Linked DNA regions of Homo sapiens: region 1 is linked to region 2. A link is a contact called in ENCODE Hi-C or POLR2A ChIA-PET data. All regions are on one chromosome and are shown on one strand. Each heading gives the region's core, a stretch centred on a gene start or an enhancer-like site at or near the end of the contact. The rest is flanking DNA. Distances are from core to core; before and after follow the strand shown. Region 1 holds the start of TAF3 (TATA-box binding protein associated factor 3). Region 2 has its middle 19 kb from the start of LINC02642.

Evidence for each region. A loop is a pair of places that touch in the nucleus more often than their neighbours do. ChIA-PET counts read pairs that join two places held with the same protein, here RNA polymerase II (POLR2A). Pooled maps may share reads with other maps.
Region 1: a pooled map shows a loop between it and region 2 (3-fold over the local background). The contact joins the promoter of TAF3 here to the enhancer-like site in region 2. A Hi-C loop is called at or near these places in 5 of 50 pooled maps. POLR2A ChIA-PET finds 5 or more read pairs at or near these places in 2 of 52 experiments (CD8-positive, alpha-beta T cell and GM10248).

What each region holds. Positions count from the first base shown.
Region 1 is chr10:7,816,870-7,820,755 of GRCh38, reverse strand. It overlaps TAF3 (TATA-box binding protein associated factor 3), which reads right to left and starts at 2,251. Exons shown (of 7, transcript NM_031923.4): 1 at 1,881-2,251. The coding sequence starts at 2,046. LOC105376392 (a long non-coding RNA gene) reads left to right here and starts at 2,393. Exons shown (of 3, transcript XR_001747356.1): 1 at 2,393-2,504. RefSeq lists enhancers at 1,539-2,056, 2,185-2,244, 2,057-2,575.
Region 2 is chr10:7,489,723-7,493,755 of GRCh38, reverse strand. No RefSeq gene overlaps it. Among named protein-coding and RNA genes, the nearest start is that of LINC02642, 19 kb to the right of the region's middle. Within about 2 kb of position 1,320, at least 2 of the 41 ENCODE cell types and tissues checked have a DNase peak (open chromatin) inside an H3K27ac peak, as active enhancers do.

The DNA.
Region 1 (3,886 bases), core at 1,002-3,501, 330 kb before region 2:
TGAAATGCTGAGGCAGGAGGATCACTTGAGCCCAGGAGTTTGACACAAGCCTGAGCAATATAACCAGACCACATCTCTACAAAAAATAAAAAGATTAGCCAGGCATGGTGGCGTATCCCTGTAGTCCCAGCTACTTGGAAGGCTGAGGCGGGAGGATCACTTGAGCCCTGAAGTTCGAGGCTATAGAGAGCTAAGATCGCACCACTGCACTCCACGCTCGGCGACAGAGTGAGACCCTGTCTCAAAAGAAGAAGAGTAATAGAAGTATCAGTGAAATCAAGCATTCAAAACATATACATTTTTGGAACTCAATATGTAAAGTCAATAAGTGGCTTTTAGGGTAGTGGTTTATCAGTTCATTCATTTATTCAACAAATATTTCTCAGGTGCCTATTATATAATGGCCCTACAGGTTACAGAATACAAATATAATCAATTTTTCTCCTGGAGAGGGGAAAGAGACATACACAGGTGATTACAAAACAAGATGACAAATAATATAAAAGAAATATGCACAGAATTATGAAAGCAGATAACATGAGTTCCCTAGAGCAAGTGATAAGTGCATCTGAAAATAAAAGTAATACTATTGGTGGGCCACGGGCAAAGGACACTCTAGGTAAGAAACAGCACGCATGTAGGAATGGACAGCTTAAAACATTTTGGAAAAGGCAGGTAGCTCAGCGTGGTCGCAGATTAGCATGGCAGGCTGGCAAAAGGTAAGCAAAATGCTAGCTCACAAAGGGAACTGTGTACTGCTAAGAGTTTCGATTTTTAGCCTGTAACCAACGAAGTATAGTTAAAATGTTTTTAAGAATAATGACAGGATCAGATCTGTGCTATGGACAGATTATTTTGGCAGCCCTGTGGAAGCGGGAACGAAACTTGGGGCCTAAGAAATACAGCGTGTGTCTGTGAGTCTCAATTTTCCAGTATAGGAACCACTTTAACAAAACAAAATATCCTATGAAACACTTCATTCAGTTCTCCAGCTCACCACCTTAAACATCATGACTTGAAACTAAAATGAGTGGTAGTTTCCTCTCCTCAACAAACACACATACAATGCTTCACATCAACAAGATAATGTGGAGCTTCTATTAAAATATTCCATTCCTTCCATTAAATTATTAAATACCACTAGCTATAGATATTACCAGACATTCATTTAAAACTCATAAGTACTGTAGCCCAGATTACCTGGAGAATCTTGTCAACTGCCCACGGTCCCTCTATCCTACTTCGATAGCCACTGACATCTCACTGGTAACCGAGACGTAAGTGAAAGTACATCTAATCAGCGAAACTGACAAAGTCAGCCTTGGAAAAACAGTAAATGGAGATGTCGTTCACGAAACGAACAGATACAGAAAGACGAGGCAGTGTCCCTAACGGAGCAGAGCTGTCAACGAGTCTATGTAGTTAGGAGCCCAGGAATGGCCAGTCTTGTAAGAAACGGCCGGTAGACGGAGCGCCTGTGACAACTAGTTGTAGTAGTTTGCGGGCAAGGGAGAAAAAGGACCGAGGTAAAAGAGGGTGTAGGGCACGCTGGGGGTGGATCTACCCGCAGCAAACAGGAGACAATGAGAGAGATCCAGACACAATTCAGAGCGGAGGAGCGGTAGGAGGGTGTGGAGCTGGGAGCGAAGACCCGACTCCCGGGCTGGTGGCGGGAAGTTAGCGGATAAGGAAGAGGCACCCGAAGGATGACTAGAGTTTGGAGCGGCAGTGGAAGCCCAGGGACGTGGGAGGCCGAGGAAACAGCAGATCTCGAGGCGGGGTGCGGGATGCACACCCCGGGGACGCGGAGGGACAGGGAGAGCGAAGGTGTCACCCTTGACTTGCCGGGGCAGCCCTCCCGCACCCAGCCCGGTACTCACAGAGCTCAGAGTACCGATGGCAGCCCCGGCCCAGCTGCTGCAGATAGCGCTGCAGCACGTCCGTGAGGAGGTGGCAGGCGCTGAGCTGCACCGAGTCCCAGCCCAGCGCCTGGCAGATCTGCGCCACCGAGACCCTCAACAACGACCTGGAGTAACTCTCGCACATCCCGCTGCGTGGACGCCACCGCAGCCCTTGCTGCCACTGCTCTCCAGCCCCGCCGCCAGACCTTAGCAGGGTCCCCGATTCATCCTCTAGGGCTTCCGCGGCGGGGAAAGGGTCCCCCGGACCCCCGGCGACCACCTCAAAGCCCCAGCAGCACGGAGCGCGCCAGCCTGAGAGCCGCCATTTTGGACTCGCTCCGCCTCCCGCTGGACGGCCGCCGGGGCGAGGCAGCATAAGCCGAATGCCGAGCGCGGCGATGAGAAAGCTCCGCCCCTTGGGAGCGGAACGATTCCTCGGGATCGCCTCTGAGGCCTGGAAGCCGGCCGGAAGCGGGCGTGGGGCGCGCAGGTGGAGGAGGCGCCCAGGGCGGCAGGTGCTGGGGCGCTCACCTGGGGGACAGCGGTGACGAAAACGCCAGTGTTTTAGAGGCAAACGAGGGATCTGGGATACGACATTGACAGGTTAGAGAGTTAGCACTAATAACGTTAGTCATATTAGAGAGTTATGTGCTAGAGAGAAGTTTGGGGCGTGGGAACTTACGGAGCTCGCCAAACGCAGACCTGCGCTGGTGTTGCCTCAGCTAAAAATCTGTGTATTGAGCTGCTTGCCACTGCAAAGATTAAATAAAGTCCAAGCTGTTCCGCATGCCCTTCAAAGCCCTTCGCAATAGGGCAGGAACTAGGAGGACTCTGTGCCAAATTAATGGGGGCCTCAAAAAACTCAGTCATCAAGATCGATAATATTTTAACAGTTTTTTTAAAAAAATCCAAATCCATGCCATAAACTCCTGACTCACTCATGTCATTCTAATCCCAGCCCTGGTTCCAATAAAACTTTTTTTTTTTTTTTTTTTTTAAAAAAAACAGGTAAGCTGCCTGTGGGCTATAGTGTGCGATTTGAGCATCGCGGCTGTGACCTATCGGGGGATGGGGACCTCGGCTGCCTACAGAGGCCAAACCGAGCCTTAAACCGGTGTCGCAGGCCGAGTGTCCTGGGAACGGTTGCCTACCCCAGAGCCTTCTCCCAGCTCCATCCAAGTATTGCCAGAAATCGGATTTAGGGATAAATATCTTGATTTTTAAATACAGAATTGGGAACACATCTCAAAAGCCAAACTGATCCCACGGTTAGTCTAGATTCAGCCTGCAGGTCGCCCGATTGTAGTGGCTGAACTATGCGGTTTCTTAAATATGCCCTTCTGTACTTATCACAGTGTATTTAGTTTATGTGCTCCTCCAATAAATTGCGAGTTTATGAGTGGCTCTATATTCCTCCGACAGGGACTATTCCAGAACTTTGAACATGATATTCACATTTTTCAAAGTCTGGGAAACTCAATAATAGAACTGAAATTATGGTTCTTCAGCTAAATGACGATCTGCAGAGAAGCAAGGTACTAAAGGGCAAGGTGCCTGCATTTACTCCCTGGACACTCTGTCCCCAAGTTATCAGGAACATTGTGTTGCTAAATCTATGAGACATTTTTCAGTCCTAGCCGTACTTGATTATTTTGTAGCTATTTGATAATGTTGAACGCTTCTGTAACATTGAAACTCTCTTGCGCCTTGGATTTCACAAATCTGTCCCGCTACCGCCGCCACCCTGGGTGTTTGTTCCTCTTCATTTGCCTTTCTGTGTATAGGGGAGGGGATTTTATTTCGGAAAATTTCAAACCTACAGAAAAGTTGAAACAAAATCATAGACTCACGTGTACACTTCAACTAGATTCACCAATTGTTAACATTTTGCCAATTTACTATATATTTTGTATTTATATATGCACGCAGGTATTTTTTTTCCAGCAGTTTGAAAATAAGCTGCAAACTTCATGACACTTAACCCC
Region 2 (4,033 bases), core at 71-2,570:
TAGTAGAGCAATGTGGGAGTGGACGGGTAGAGAGAAGTTGGAAGTTGAGGATTTTGTGGCATGTTAGGCTTGCACTTCCCAAGTTAAATGCTGACCTTTATATTTGTGATGTGGTACCCATTGGTGGGGACCTAGAGGTGTAGGAAACAATGGGATGACAGAGCATCAAGAAAATGGAGGCAAAAGACCGTCTCCTCTCCCCCAGCCCCTCTAAGACATCCAGTGCTGTGTGAGGTGAAGAGTCACAGCTTGACGACCTGAGAAAAATCCTTTTGCTCTTCAGAGCTAAGTAAGAGTGTGCAGGAAAGAATTTCTCTTAAAGGACAAGAGCTGGGGCTCACTGGTGCCAGGATGATTGTTTAGGGTTAGAAGAGAAAATAAATGTGAGTATTTGTGTTATCCGCTGGAGCTGTCGTTTGTGCAAAAACTTTAATAAATCCCTTCCACGTATAAGCACTATGCTAGGTGCCAGGTATGCAAAGAATAGCAAGATATAAACCTCCTCCTTGGGATCTTATGATCCAGCTTAGGTTCTGGGAAAGGCATTTGTGTTGGAAAAACAAATAAATATTTAAAGAGTTTTTCAGTAAAATTGCATAAATCTACTTAGATGTTGAAAGCACAAGATGTCCTTGTTGGGGCAAATGGGTGACTAGGTGTCTGAGAAGCTGTAAAGGATGCATTTGGAACCCACTGGAGTGTGGTGAGCCTGTGAGCTGGGAGGCAGCCTGGACCTCATGATTTCCAGAAGCAGGAGTTTCTCCTTTTAGGTAGTGTCAGGGAGTCAAAGAGCTAGGGGGGCAGTGTCATTAGGGAGGAGGATGGTGTCAGAACCCGAGTAACCCTCCTCTTGGGACTTCCGGAGCTAGTCGGTGAAGAATTTAGAAGCAGGGCTCTTCCCATTTTGTGTATGTGTGATTCCATATTACTCATGGCCAGCAGGGATTGAAGAAAGCTCTGGTACATAGAAAGCAGGTTGACTAATTTCCCTTTCTTGGAAATCTGAGTGGCAAATCACAAAGGGTGTGAGTAAAGAGAAATGAGCTTTTTTTTTTTTTTAATCAAAGGAAGTTTAAAACGACATTGTTCTTGCTCTTTTCATAATATAAAATCTGTCATCATACTTCATGTAAGTAACTATAGATGGGAAGCCATTGACATTCAGTTAGAGGACAACAGAGAGCAGATTTCTGGGTTAGTTAAAATTAGATTTGGTCACACATAACAGAAAACCACAAAGCAATCAGTTGCTTAGGCAAGGTAGAGGTTCACTTCTCTGTCATGTAACTGTAATACTGGCTAGCAAGGTGGTCCTTACAAATTCATGCTCTGATCTTTCCACTCTGACATTTTCAGTGCATGGATGGCTTTTGTTTCCAAGGCCACCTCAAGGTCCAAAATAGCTGCTGGAGGTCCAGCTGTCACATTAAGGTAGGAAAGAGAAGAAAAGCAGAAATGCAAAACAAACTCTTGCTGACAATCTATGCCTTTCAATAAAACTTCCTGGAAAAGTCCCACTCAGCATTTTTATTTACATTGTATTGAGCCTAGCTTAGCCACATGGTCATGCCAAGCTGCAGGAGAGACCAGGAAATGTAATGTTTAGCACCCAGGTAAAAAGAAGTTTGGTCTTTAAGGAGGGGGGAGTGGATGGGTATTAGGTAATAAATGACAGTCTCTACTGCAAGGTTTTTTTTTTTTCTTTTTTTCTTTTCTTCCTTGTCCTTCTGTCTTTAGAGTCTAGGCCTCTTGTTGTGCCCTCTAACTTCCAATCCCACCCCACTCATGGAAGAAATAACTTACAATAGCTTTCTAATTGGCTAGATAGAGAGAGAGAGAGAGAGACAAAGAGAGAAAGATTAGATAGACAGAGAGACAGATACATAGAAATAGGTAGATTGATTGATTATAAGGAATATCCAATATTGTCCATGTGATCATGGAGGCTGAGAAGGCTTGTAATCTGCCATCTGCATCTTGGAGACTCAAGAAAGCCCATGGTGTAATTCATTCCAAGTCTGAAGGCCTGAGAAGCAGGGGAGCCAGTGGTGTAAATTCCAGTCTAAAATAAGCAGAAGAGAAGATGAGGTATCCCAGCTCAAGCAATGAGGCAGAAAAAAGGAGGTAAATTCCTCCTTCCTCTGCCTTTTTGTTCTATTCAGGCCCTCCACAGATTGAATGGGGCCCACAACACTGGGGAGGGCCATCTGCTTTACTCAGTTCCCCCATTCAAAGGCTAATCTCATCTGGAAATATTCTTACAGACACACCCAGAAACAGTGCTTAACCTGGGCACCCCACAGCCCAGGCAAGTTGACACATGAAATTAACCATCACGCCTCTCCCATGAAAGTCACATTCCCTCAACAAAGCAGGTCCTAGACGTTCAGATGTGGGTGGAGATTGAACAAACCCTTCCGGAGTGCACACTGTGTCCTGAGCACTACGCAAGACACTTCTGCGTCCCTTGTTCTCAGGGATACGGTCGACATATTGTGAGAGAATCCAGCTCCCCAGACGTGATATTACTCTAAATAGGCTGTGTCTTATTCATCTTTTTTCTTGGCACATAGTGGCCACTTATGAAGGCGGATGTCAGGAACTCTTACACATCCTCCTTCTTGCTCTTTTTCTCTCACTCTGCTCTTTCTCCTCCTTAGGAGCAGGGGAAAATGGAACTGAAGTGGGCCTGACTAAGCATTTCAACTTTCCAACCTGTTGTTAATATTTTCGTACAGGTTTTGGTATCTCTGTCTCTCAGCAGCAACCAGAGCCCAACACAAATGTGCAAATAGATAAAGTTAGTCTTTATTTCCCTTGGGGTTTCCCCTGCTGCTCCCTCTTTCCTGATGCAGAGGGCTGGCTAAGTGCTGGGATGTGTGGTGGAGACGTTGCTGATCAGGGCCTTTTTTTTCTCTTGAGACAGAGTCTCGCTCTGCTGCCCAGGCTGGAGTGCACTGGTACGATCTCAGCTCACTGCAATCTCCACCTCCCAGGTTCAAGCGATTCTCCTGCCTCAGCCTCCCACGTAGCTGGGATTACAGGTGCATGCCACCACGCCTAGCTAATTTTTGTATTTTAGTAGAGATGGAGTTTCACCATATTGACCAGGTTGGTCTTGAACTCCTGACCTCAAGTGATCTGCCTGCCTCAGCCTCCCAAAGTGCTGGGATTACAGGTGTGAGCCACCATGCCCAGACTGAGCAGTCTTTGTTCTCTCTACTCTCTCCATATGCCTGGCTCATGGTGAACATGCCTGGGTCAGAGGTCAGGGATGCCAACTTCACCAAAAGCAGAGGTGTATGTAAAGCTATTTCATATGGTACACCAAGTGGAGTTTATGAACTAAGGTCTCTCAGCCTCTCCCTGGGATCCAATCTTGTTGTTAGAAGTAGAAATCTAATTTTAGTTGGATTACTACCATGACAACATTTCTCTGCTTTAAACTATTCAAGCTTCAGGCAAGATAGTGTTGCTGACACTTTTCCCTATAACTTCCCCAAAATTACATATTTCTGCAAGTGAATGCATAATTTTCACTGCTTTTTTTTTTCAAAATTTTGAATCCCCCACAAGAATAATTAGAAATAATCATATGGTAGATCCTTGTTTTTGCAAGCAGTAATAGTACATACCTAAGTAAGAAAAAAGGATATAAAAGAAAAAAAAAAGGGAAAGACAAGCAATTATGAGGCTGTGTAGATTTAGCTCAGCATTTTTGTTAACAGGTCTGTATATTAAATTGAGCCTTTACCAAAAAAATATGGACATGTATTTTTTTAAACTTACAATGTAGAGAGTAAACATTGCAGAAATGATTAACACTTCAAATGATCTATGTGCTAATAATTTTGAGTTATTTTCTAACATATAAAATGTATAAGAGCCCCAAGACCATAGAGAAGGGTTTTCTAATGCCCACAGTTAAAAGTCCTTAATGCCAATGTGTTGCTTCAAAATGGCCTTTCTTGTTTACCACCTATAAGGTTGGGTGGAAGAGAACATCCTTCAGAAAATTTCTGTGTGCAGTTTC